Regions from separate parts of the Homo sapiens genome. Here regions 1 and 2 are each linked to region 3. The links are chromatin contacts, found by Hi-C or POLR2A ChIA-PET in ENCODE. All regions are on one chromosome and are shown on one strand. Each heading gives the region's core, a stretch centred on a gene start or an enhancer-like site at or near the end of the contact. The rest is flanking DNA. Distances are from core to core; before and after follow the strand shown. Region 1 holds the start of ZNF197-AS1 (ZNF197 antisense RNA 1). Region 2 holds the start of ZNF501 (zinc finger protein 501). Region 3 holds the start of ZKSCAN7-AS1 (ZKSCAN7 ZNF cluster antisense RNA 1).

Region 1 (2,700 bases), core at 77-2,576, 61 kb before region 3:
TGCGGTGGGCAAAATTAGTCCTAGAGTTGCAGCAACTTATCTCAGAAGCTATAGATAAAACTGGTTTTGGCTTATAATAAGCAGTTTCAGCAGTCAAGCTTACAGAGAATAACATTCCTGGAGCAATGTTGTGTACCCTGAGTGCTTCCCCCAGCTAATTTCTCGACTTTCTTTTATTAGGTATGACAAAAATGACCCAATTCTTATGATCAGCTTTCACATTTCTTAGCATTTACCACCACCTGACACATTTTTATATTTGTTTTCTGTTTATCCCACTAGAAATGTAAGCCCCATGAGAACAGAGACTTTACCTCTTTATCTATGTCCCTAGTGCCCAGAACAGTATTTGGCATATGGCAAGTACTCAGTAGTTGAATGAATGAATGAATCAAGGCTGAAGTTTAAGTATGTTGTTTAATGAATGCCAGGAGAGAACATAAAGAAATAAACAGAATAAGCCTGGCACGGTGGCTCACGCCTGTGATTCCAACACTTTAGAAGGCCAAGGTGGGGGTGGATCACCTGAGGTCAGGAGTTCAAGACCAGCCTGGCCAACATTGTGAAACCCCGTCTCTACTAAAAAAAAAAAAAAAAAAAAAAAATAGCCAGGCATGGTGGCACGTGCCTGTAATCCCAGCTGCTCAGGAGGCTGAGGCAGAAGAATCGCTTGAACCCGGGAGGTGGAGATTGCAGTGAGCCAAGATTGCGCCACTGCACTCCAGCCTGGGCAACAAGAGCAAAACTCCATCTCAAAAAAAAAAAAAAGACATAAACAGAATAACATGAACCTTGCTCATTGAATAAACATTCATCTACAACCTATATGGCTTCAGCTTTGTACTAGGTGCTAAATACATGGGATCCATGCAGACATGGCCTTTGCCCTTTTGGAGACTTGTTTCAGCCATAGTCCCATATAGGGGTGTCAGTTCCAGAAGTCCAAACTTAAGAGACTGAAGACCAAAGAGAGGATCAGAGTGCCAGTTTCCTTTATATACACCTGACTTTACCCAGGGCGATGGACAGCTAGAATAACCTCTTCTTTCAGGGGAGAGATGTCCCTACCATTTGCACATTACCTTGCACCATCAACTTGATTATTATTTAATATCATAGCTCCAATATGTCATCATGTGGGCAAGAGATACACCACAGTAAGCGAATTCACAAGAGGGTGATTTATAAGTCATGTTATTATTTATAGTGAGAATTGCATAAGTTCAAGAAGAGACCAGAAAAGTCACCTACCAGGTCATTCAGACGTGAAGGTCACTCCCTATCAACCTCAATTGAAATGCAAATCAAAATAGAAATGTCCAACTCTCTTAGGAGGCAACAGGCATCCTGAGACCCTGGGTCCTGTCTTTCATCTCTGCACCCTTCCGGTCTGAAACAGCGGCCAGTTCTTGTTCGATGTAAGGAACACTAGTACCCAAGGGCTCAGGAGTTCCGCCTCTCTTCCCCAGTTCTGGGAAAAGAAACGAACCATAGAGATGTGGCTTCCTAGAGATCCGGGATGAGGGGCGGGGTGCAACCGGAAGTCGCAGTATTCTCGGCTCGGCCATTATTCTGTGCCTCGGCTGCCGGAAGGGCTCGTTCCTGTGTCATCTCCTAGCGGCCTGGCGCCGAGGCGGCGGTACGCAAGGCTGGAGCCGCAGCGGGAGCCCCCGGTGAGCGGGGTGGGCTCGGGGGCGGGTGGGCGTGCAGGGAAGGCGGCCCGGGACGCGGGCCTGAGCTTGCTGGGACTGCACAGCCCTCGGTAGCCTCTCCCGGGCCCTGACCCCCGGCATGGTCCGTCGCCAGCTTCGTGTTGGGGTTCGACGTCGTGGCCTCGGCTGGGCAGGCAGCCGGCCCGAGGGAAGTACTGAGGACAGCAGCTCCGAGTCTGTGTGTGTTTGTGGACCGGTGCTCCTGTCTAACGGACTCTGCTGGCGCTTTGAGAAGAGCTGCCTCAGTAGCCTGCTCCCCCAGCTCAGGCCTTTCTGCTCTTCCTCAGTCTTGTCTGAGGCTAATCCACAGAAACATTCTGAGGTTTCCCTATTACCGGTGGCGCCCAGACTCTTGAGGACGGATTTTTTTGTTTGTTTGTTTTAAGGGGTGGAACGATTTTAGCTTTTTTAGTCTTTTAGTTTTGTAATATAATGGTATTTAAAAATCAAACTTGAAAAACTCAAACTTGAAACCACCCATACCAACATTACTTCAGGCAATACATTTTAACACAAAGTACTAAGACCGTAAACTCAGAATAAATGCTGGCCTTTGCGCGCGCGCGCGCACACACACACACACACACACACACACACACACACACTCATTGCCAACCTGTCAGCGACGATTGTTACTGGTTTTCTCTTTTTGCAGCTTACCAGATTAAAGCTTTGTCGTGGACTGGTGTTTGGAAACTGTTGTTTTAGAACAGTTTGGGTTGTTTGGGTTTCATAAGTTTCTTCGTAGATGGAATTGTTTTGGACTTCTGGAATTAGAATCCCTGAATTCAGAATTTGCTCCCATGTCTCAGTTAGCTAAGTGGCCTTGAGTGGATTCGCTCCTCTGATCCTTTTGTTTTTTTTAACTTCTGCTTTGAAAACCTTTTGTGAGAAGCTAATAAAATGTATGTTTAAGAATTTGTTATTTTTATGTTATTTGAAAATTATTCAAAATTCTTTTTAAAAATTCCTTTCCATCACCCCCAGA
Region 2 (2,700 bases), core at 133-2,632, 44 kb after region 3:
GCTGGTCTCAAACTCCTGACCTCGTGATCCGCCCCCCATGGCCTCCCAAAGTGCTGGGATTACAGGTGTGAGCCACCATGCCTGGCCTGGAATGGATAATTTCTCTGCTGCATCTCATTAATTTATACAGCAAGTGTTCACTTCTATATGCTGCACACTAGGGATATGATGGTGTGCACACAGCCCTATTGTCCTGAGATTGCAGATCAGTAGGAATGCTTGGAAGTGAATAAGGTACTCTCCACTCATGCCTTTATCTCTGGACTTTACCTGTCAAGATGAGCCCATGTGTGCAAATATTTCCTGAGTTAGAGCCAGCAAGATCTGAAGTTTTGTAGAAAGGGATGGGTGTGCTACCTTGAGGCCCTGAAAGGTCAGTGAAGTCAGGGCAGAACAATAGGTACTGGAGCTGGGATTTGAGACACAGACAATAGTCCTAACATTTACTGAAGATTTAAAAAATACTAGATGTTCTTAGTAATTCACACGTATTAACCTCACTTAATCCTCACAACAACCCTGTGGTACCATTATTATACCTGGTAAGTGAGGAAGCAGGCACAGAGAGGTAAAGTTGCAAAGTTCATACACTGAGAATCAGGGATTTGAGCCCAAAGCAGTGTTTGATTTGTTTTGTTTTGTTTTTGAGACAGAGTCTCACTCTATCACCCAAGCTGGAGTGCAGTGGCTCAGTCTCTGCTCACTGCAACCTCCCCCTCCCAGGTTCAAGTGATTCTCGCGCCTCAGCCTCCGGAGTAGCTGGAATTACAGGCGCCCACCAGCACACCCGGCTGATTTTTGTATTTTTAGTAGAGACAGGGTTTCTCCATGTTGGGCAGGCTGGTCTTGAACTCCTGACCTCAGGTGATCCGCCCGCCTCGGCCTCCCAAAGTGCTGGGATTACAGGAGTGAGCCACCGCGCCTGGCCTGCAGAACTTTTTCTTTTGGCCACCTGAACAAAGATCCTGGGTCAGTAAGGTGTCAGGGGTTTCTGTGAAGAGGTCAGTTTTCTTCCAGATGAGGATGTGTGTGAGGAAGGTGGAAGCCAGTTTTGTGAAAAGCCTTGAGAATCCCCAAAGGACAGTAACATAGGAAGCTAAATGTGGCGGACTTGCAGGATGAACTGATGCACAGTAAGAGCTCCTTGTGGTCGACCCTTCTGACTTCCATCCCGTTTCCCTGTGCTGGAAGACGCACGCCAGGTGGGGTCGCAGGTTGTTTCTGGTGCCGGCTTAACCGGCGCAGCACCGAAACCCGTAGCTGCGTGCGGGAAGGAACCACCGAGCGGAAGCCGCTCCCACCTTCCTAGAGAGGAGACGGTAGTGGTTATTAGCCGAGGCGCGGACTGCTGACGTCACGCCGGCTGGGCGCGTCCGGGACTTACTCCTTTCCGCAGGGCAGCACCCAGGGACCTGAGTGTTGCAAGGTGCGAGAGGGGAGCGCCGCGGGGAGCGCCGCGGGAAGCGCATGGTGAGCGGTTTCTGCTGTGCCCGGCTGCCGCGGGTCGATTCCAGCTCCTCCCTCGGGAAGCAGGGCGTTTTTCTTCCTGGAGGGCCTGTGGAGCGGAGGCCCGAGGCCTAGGGCAAACTTGCCATGAAGAAAGGAGAGGCTGTTCGAGAGCCCTAGGCTGGGAGTCGGAGGACCTGGGTTCGATTTATACATACTTAAGCATGTCAGTGAACTTCTGGGCACTTTAGTTTTCTGATTTCCAGAAGTAAATACTGTTTCCTGCCTTGCCGTTTCCCAAAGTTGTGCGGGTTGAAGTAAGTATATGCAAGAATTAGTGCCTTCCCTTCATTATTTATTCTTCTCTAACAACAACAAAATAGGTACCGTATGAAGACATGTAGACTCAATACTTTAACAGCAGGCACTATTTATTGAATGCTTACCAGCTGGCATTCTTCTAAGTAGTTGCCATGTAGTAACCCACTTATTCATTACGACAACCCTATAAAGTAGTTACTGGTATCGTCTCCATTTAACAGTTGAAAAAACTGGAGCAAAAAAAGGTTAGGTAACTTGTTCAAAAGTCCTAGTCCTGGAGCCCATGCCATACTTGTAAGTTTGCTGGTGGAAGACAGAATGTAATCAGACTAGAAAGTCCTACAGTAGAAACTTGTAAAATTCTTTGAGAATGTAGACGAGGAAGGGCCTTGGAAAAGTCAAAATTTTCCCACAAGGAAGAGGTGTGAAGTTTCACATTTGAGCTAAATATTAAAGGTTGACTGCAAGCTTGAAAATAATTGCTGGCTTATTTGACCAAATGAGGAAATAAAAGAGACGTTTGAAAATAATTAAACAGTTTGTTCAGTGTCAGTTAAGAGATGCTAGTGGATTGGGATGTATTAGACAGGAAACCAGGTTCCTGCCTTTGAATACAGTGTTCTTTGCATTAGGAGGGTTCTTGAAACCTTTCCCTTATGAAGAGTCCTTAACATCTTACAGCAGATACTCCTTACACAAAGGCAATCCTCTTGTTATTTTCGAGAAATTCCCCCAATTCTAATTGTAGGAGGATAACTGACAGGAAGTTTCCCTGCTGTTGATTCAGCCCGTTCTTAACAAGACCCATTCACCTCACGGCTAGCTCATTTAGTACTTTTCAAATAAATGAATAAACAGATTCAATCAAAGATGGACTGGAAGGGCTTGATTTGAGGTTTTTGCTCTTTTCCCATCTGTATATAGAATCAAAGC
Region 3 (2,700 bases), core at 87-2,586:
GTTTCTCTCCTGGGTAGTTTTGTTGCCCTCTTTCCTTGTCAAGGGCACTCCTGTCTCTGAAGGCAACACCTGTGGAAACTCTCTTCCTTCTCCTTGCTCTGGGTCCTGCCTGGCTTCCCTGATGCCTCTTTGCACTTCCCTTCCCCGCTAGGGCTTCTCTAAACCTGGCTGCCAGAGGGGCTACACTCTGAAGCCTTTCGTAAGTTGTGACTTGTATTTTGACTTCTGAAACTGGCCCCTTGTTCTTCTCCCTGTGAATTCTCGAATGTGAAATACTTTTTGAGCTTAGATTAAAGAAGTTATCAAATTCTTTACCTTTCTGGCTTTTCTTCTCTAGGGAGATTTTTACATCCTTGATTTCTGCTGGCCTTATATTTCTAGTCCTCGTCCTCAGTATCTCCCTGGAAGGATCTCTCTGATGAATATTCAAACTGTCTTCCCAATTTTTGAATGCTCCTTGCCTTCTCTCTCTCCCTTACTCTTCAAAGTCGTCTTTGAGAGGAAGAGCTGGTAACACAGCCTGAAAAAAGCCTCAGGGCCTGAATTTCCATGCTGGCTCTGCCACTTAGGGGCTGTTTGCGCTTAGGCAGATTAACCCCTCTCATTTTTTCTTAATAGGAATAATAGTACCTACCTCATAAGGTTGCTGTCAGGATTAAATGAAACAAGCATTTAGAACAGTGCCTGGCCCACGCTAAGCATTACACAAGCACTTGCTATTATTTTGCCTCTTTAATGCTCCTTAAATCTACACAGTTCAGACATTCAGACATTCAGACTTATGGGACACTTATGACTGCCACCTGCACCTACACTACTTTCCTCCCGCCCGCATCCCATTTCTAGTCCCCAGTTCACCCTAACAACAAGCCCTTCAGACACACCCACCAGTGTGCCCACGTCAATTTACCATTGCCATGGCAACACCCCGGAGTTACTGCACCTTTCCATGGCAGTGACCCAATGACCCAAAAGTACTACTCCTTCCCTAGAAAGTTCTGCATAAGCCGCCCCTTAATCTGCATGCGATTAAAAATGGGTATAAATATGACCGCAAAACTGCCCTTCAAGCAGTTGACGAGCGACTTTCCCCTTACATCAAGTGCACAGTAAGCCCAAGCGCCGGGGCCGCGGGGATTCCCGCCAGTCACTCCCGCCACTACCGCCACCCGGCCCCGCCGCCAGCGCAGCCCGCAGCCCCGGCAAGCCTGCGCCCGCTCGGCCCCGGTCTCTTTCGCTCACCAGAGGCTACGGGGCGCCCGGCCCCGCACACCCAAGAAACACTGCCACCGCGACGCGCCTGCCCCCAGGATCCTCTCGCGAGCTTCAGTACCCAAGGAAGATGGGCCGTCCCGGAAGTGCGGCCGGGGCGACTTGCAGGCCCCTCGCCGACCGCTCTAGGAATCTCGGAGGTCTTTTGACCTCGACGCCTCCTTACCTGGGTCTCCTACATCTGACCTATCCATTCCAATTAAAAATCTGCAATGTGTTTAGGGGTGGGAGGACAATCTACTATCTACACAAAGGCCTCAGAGAATGTTGGGGAAAAAATTAAAGTCTTAGATATTGACATGTTTAACTTTTACTTCTTTTACAATGTAAAAGTGTCTCTCTACAGCTCCTTTATTTTTGAGAGGTGCTTATAGAAGATACGATTCAGGTTAGAAGATTCAAGTTAGAAAATTCTCTCTAGTCAATGCTCTCCAACCCGTTGCAGTAGGATTGGGATGGAACTGCTGAGGTAGCAAGCAGGACTTGACTCCAGAGGCCGGGTCAGACACTCGACCAAATTGAGGACTAACTAAAACAGAGCCAGGTGGAAGCAGCTTTCAGTCAGACACACCCACCAGTGTGCCATGTCAATTTACCATTGCCATGGCAACACCCCGGAGTTACTGCACCTTTCCATGGCAGTGACCCAAAAGTACTACTCCTTCCCTAGAAAGTTCTGCATAAGTCGCCCCTTAATCTGCATGCGATTAAAAATGGATATAAATATGACTGCAAAACTGCCCTGAGCTGCTACTGTCTGCCTACAGGGTAGCCCTCCTTTGCAGGAGCAGTTACAGAGCTGTAACACCGCCTCTTTGAAGGGGTTTTTTCTTCTACCTCTGGCTTGTCCTTGAAGTCTTTCCTGGGCAAAGCCAGGAACCCTTGTGGGCTAAGCTCCACTTTGGGGCTTGCCTGACTTGCATAACCGTGAAGCTACTTGAGTTGTCAAATAAAAAACAAACTCAGACATAGATAAGACAGGCTTTATTCAAAAGGACAATTGCAAATGGGAGAAAGGTACTACTACAATAGGGAGAGGAGGACTATTGCAATAGAGAGAATGCTTAGACCATAAGATCCACAAACATCTTGTCAACCCAAATAACAGACAGACTCTCTAAAGATAAGGTGTTTATTCAGGAGTGCACAGGGGATTCACAAATCCAGTATATGGGGGCTATGCAGACCATTGGCATATCCAAAGAGGTTGTGTAGCGGGATTGATAAAAAATTAGAGAGACCGATGGGGTTGAGAAGGATATTTATTATTTAGGTGCACTGGCCCAGTTGGATTAACATCCAAAGGCTGAGCCCTGAACAAAATGTTAAGTTACCTTTTAAGCATTTCGTGGGGCAGGAGAAAATCTGTGCAGGGAAAAACGTATTACAGAAGCAAAAAACAAAGACAGTTATTCAATTAATTGAGAC

Evidence for each region. A loop is a pair of places that touch in the nucleus more often than their neighbours do. ChIA-PET counts read pairs that join two places held with the same protein, here RNA polymerase II (POLR2A). Pooled maps may share reads with other maps.
Region 1: a map of B cell shows a loop between it and region 3 (27-fold over the local background). The contact joins the promoter of ZNF197-AS1 here to the promoter of ZKSCAN7-AS1 in region 3. A Hi-C loop is called at or near these places in 7 of 168 maps with a recorded cell type or tissue (B cell, GM12878, PC-9 and 4 more), 24 of 37 single-sample maps with no recorded cell type and 25 of 50 pooled maps. POLR2A ChIA-PET finds 5 or more read pairs at or near these places in 2 of 52 experiments (WTC11 and activated B cell).
Region 2: a map of naive thymus-derived CD4-positive, alpha-beta T cell shows a loop between it and region 3 (9-fold over the local background). The contact joins the promoter of ZNF501 here to the promoter of ZKSCAN7-AS1 in region 3. A Hi-C loop is called at or near these places in 1 of 168 maps with a recorded cell type or tissue (naive thymus-derived CD4-positive, alpha-beta T cell), 15 of 37 single-sample maps with no recorded cell type and 14 of 50 pooled maps. POLR2A ChIA-PET finds 5 or more read pairs at or near these places in 5 of 52 experiments (CD4-positive, alpha-beta T cell, WTC11, activated B cell and 1 more).

The regions. Positions count from the first base shown.
Region 1 is chr3:44,623,471-44,626,170 of GRCh38, forward strand. It overlaps ZNF197-AS1 (ZNF197 antisense RNA 1), which reads right to left and starts at 1,327. Exons shown (of 2, transcript NR_046658.1): 1 at 1,252-1,327. The region is part of intron 2 of ZNF660-ZNF197 (ZNF660-ZNF197 readthrough); the gene reads left to right. It overlaps ZNF197 (zinc finger protein 197), which reads left to right and starts at 1,566. Exons shown (of 6, transcript NM_006991.5): 1 at 1,566-1,673. The region is part of intron 2 of ZKSCAN7-AS1 (ZKSCAN7 ZNF cluster antisense RNA 1); the gene reads right to left. RefSeq lists a silencer at 1,570-1,919 and an enhancer at 1,899-2,401.
Region 2 is chr3:44,728,253-44,730,952 of GRCh38, forward strand. It overlaps ZNF501 (zinc finger protein 501), which reads left to right and starts at 1,383. Exons shown (of 3, transcript NM_001258280.2): 1 at 1,383-1,763. LOC105377056 (a long non-coding RNA gene) reads right to left here and starts at 1,274. Exons shown (of 3, transcript XR_940788.4): 1 at 540-1,274. RefSeq lists an enhancer at 1,194-1,263.
Region 3 is chr3:44,684,317-44,687,016 of GRCh38, forward strand. It overlaps ZKSCAN7-AS1 (ZKSCAN7 ZNF cluster antisense RNA 1), which reads right to left and starts at 1,337. Exons shown (of 3, transcript NR_157564.1): 1 at 1,243-1,337. LOC124905403 (zinc finger protein OZF-like) reads right to left here and starts at 1,466. Exons shown (of 2, transcript XM_047449433.1): 1 at 1,439-1,466; 2 at 1-474. The coding sequence starts at 1,466. RefSeq lists silencers at 952-1,001, 1,052-1,181 and an enhancer at 1,352-1,481.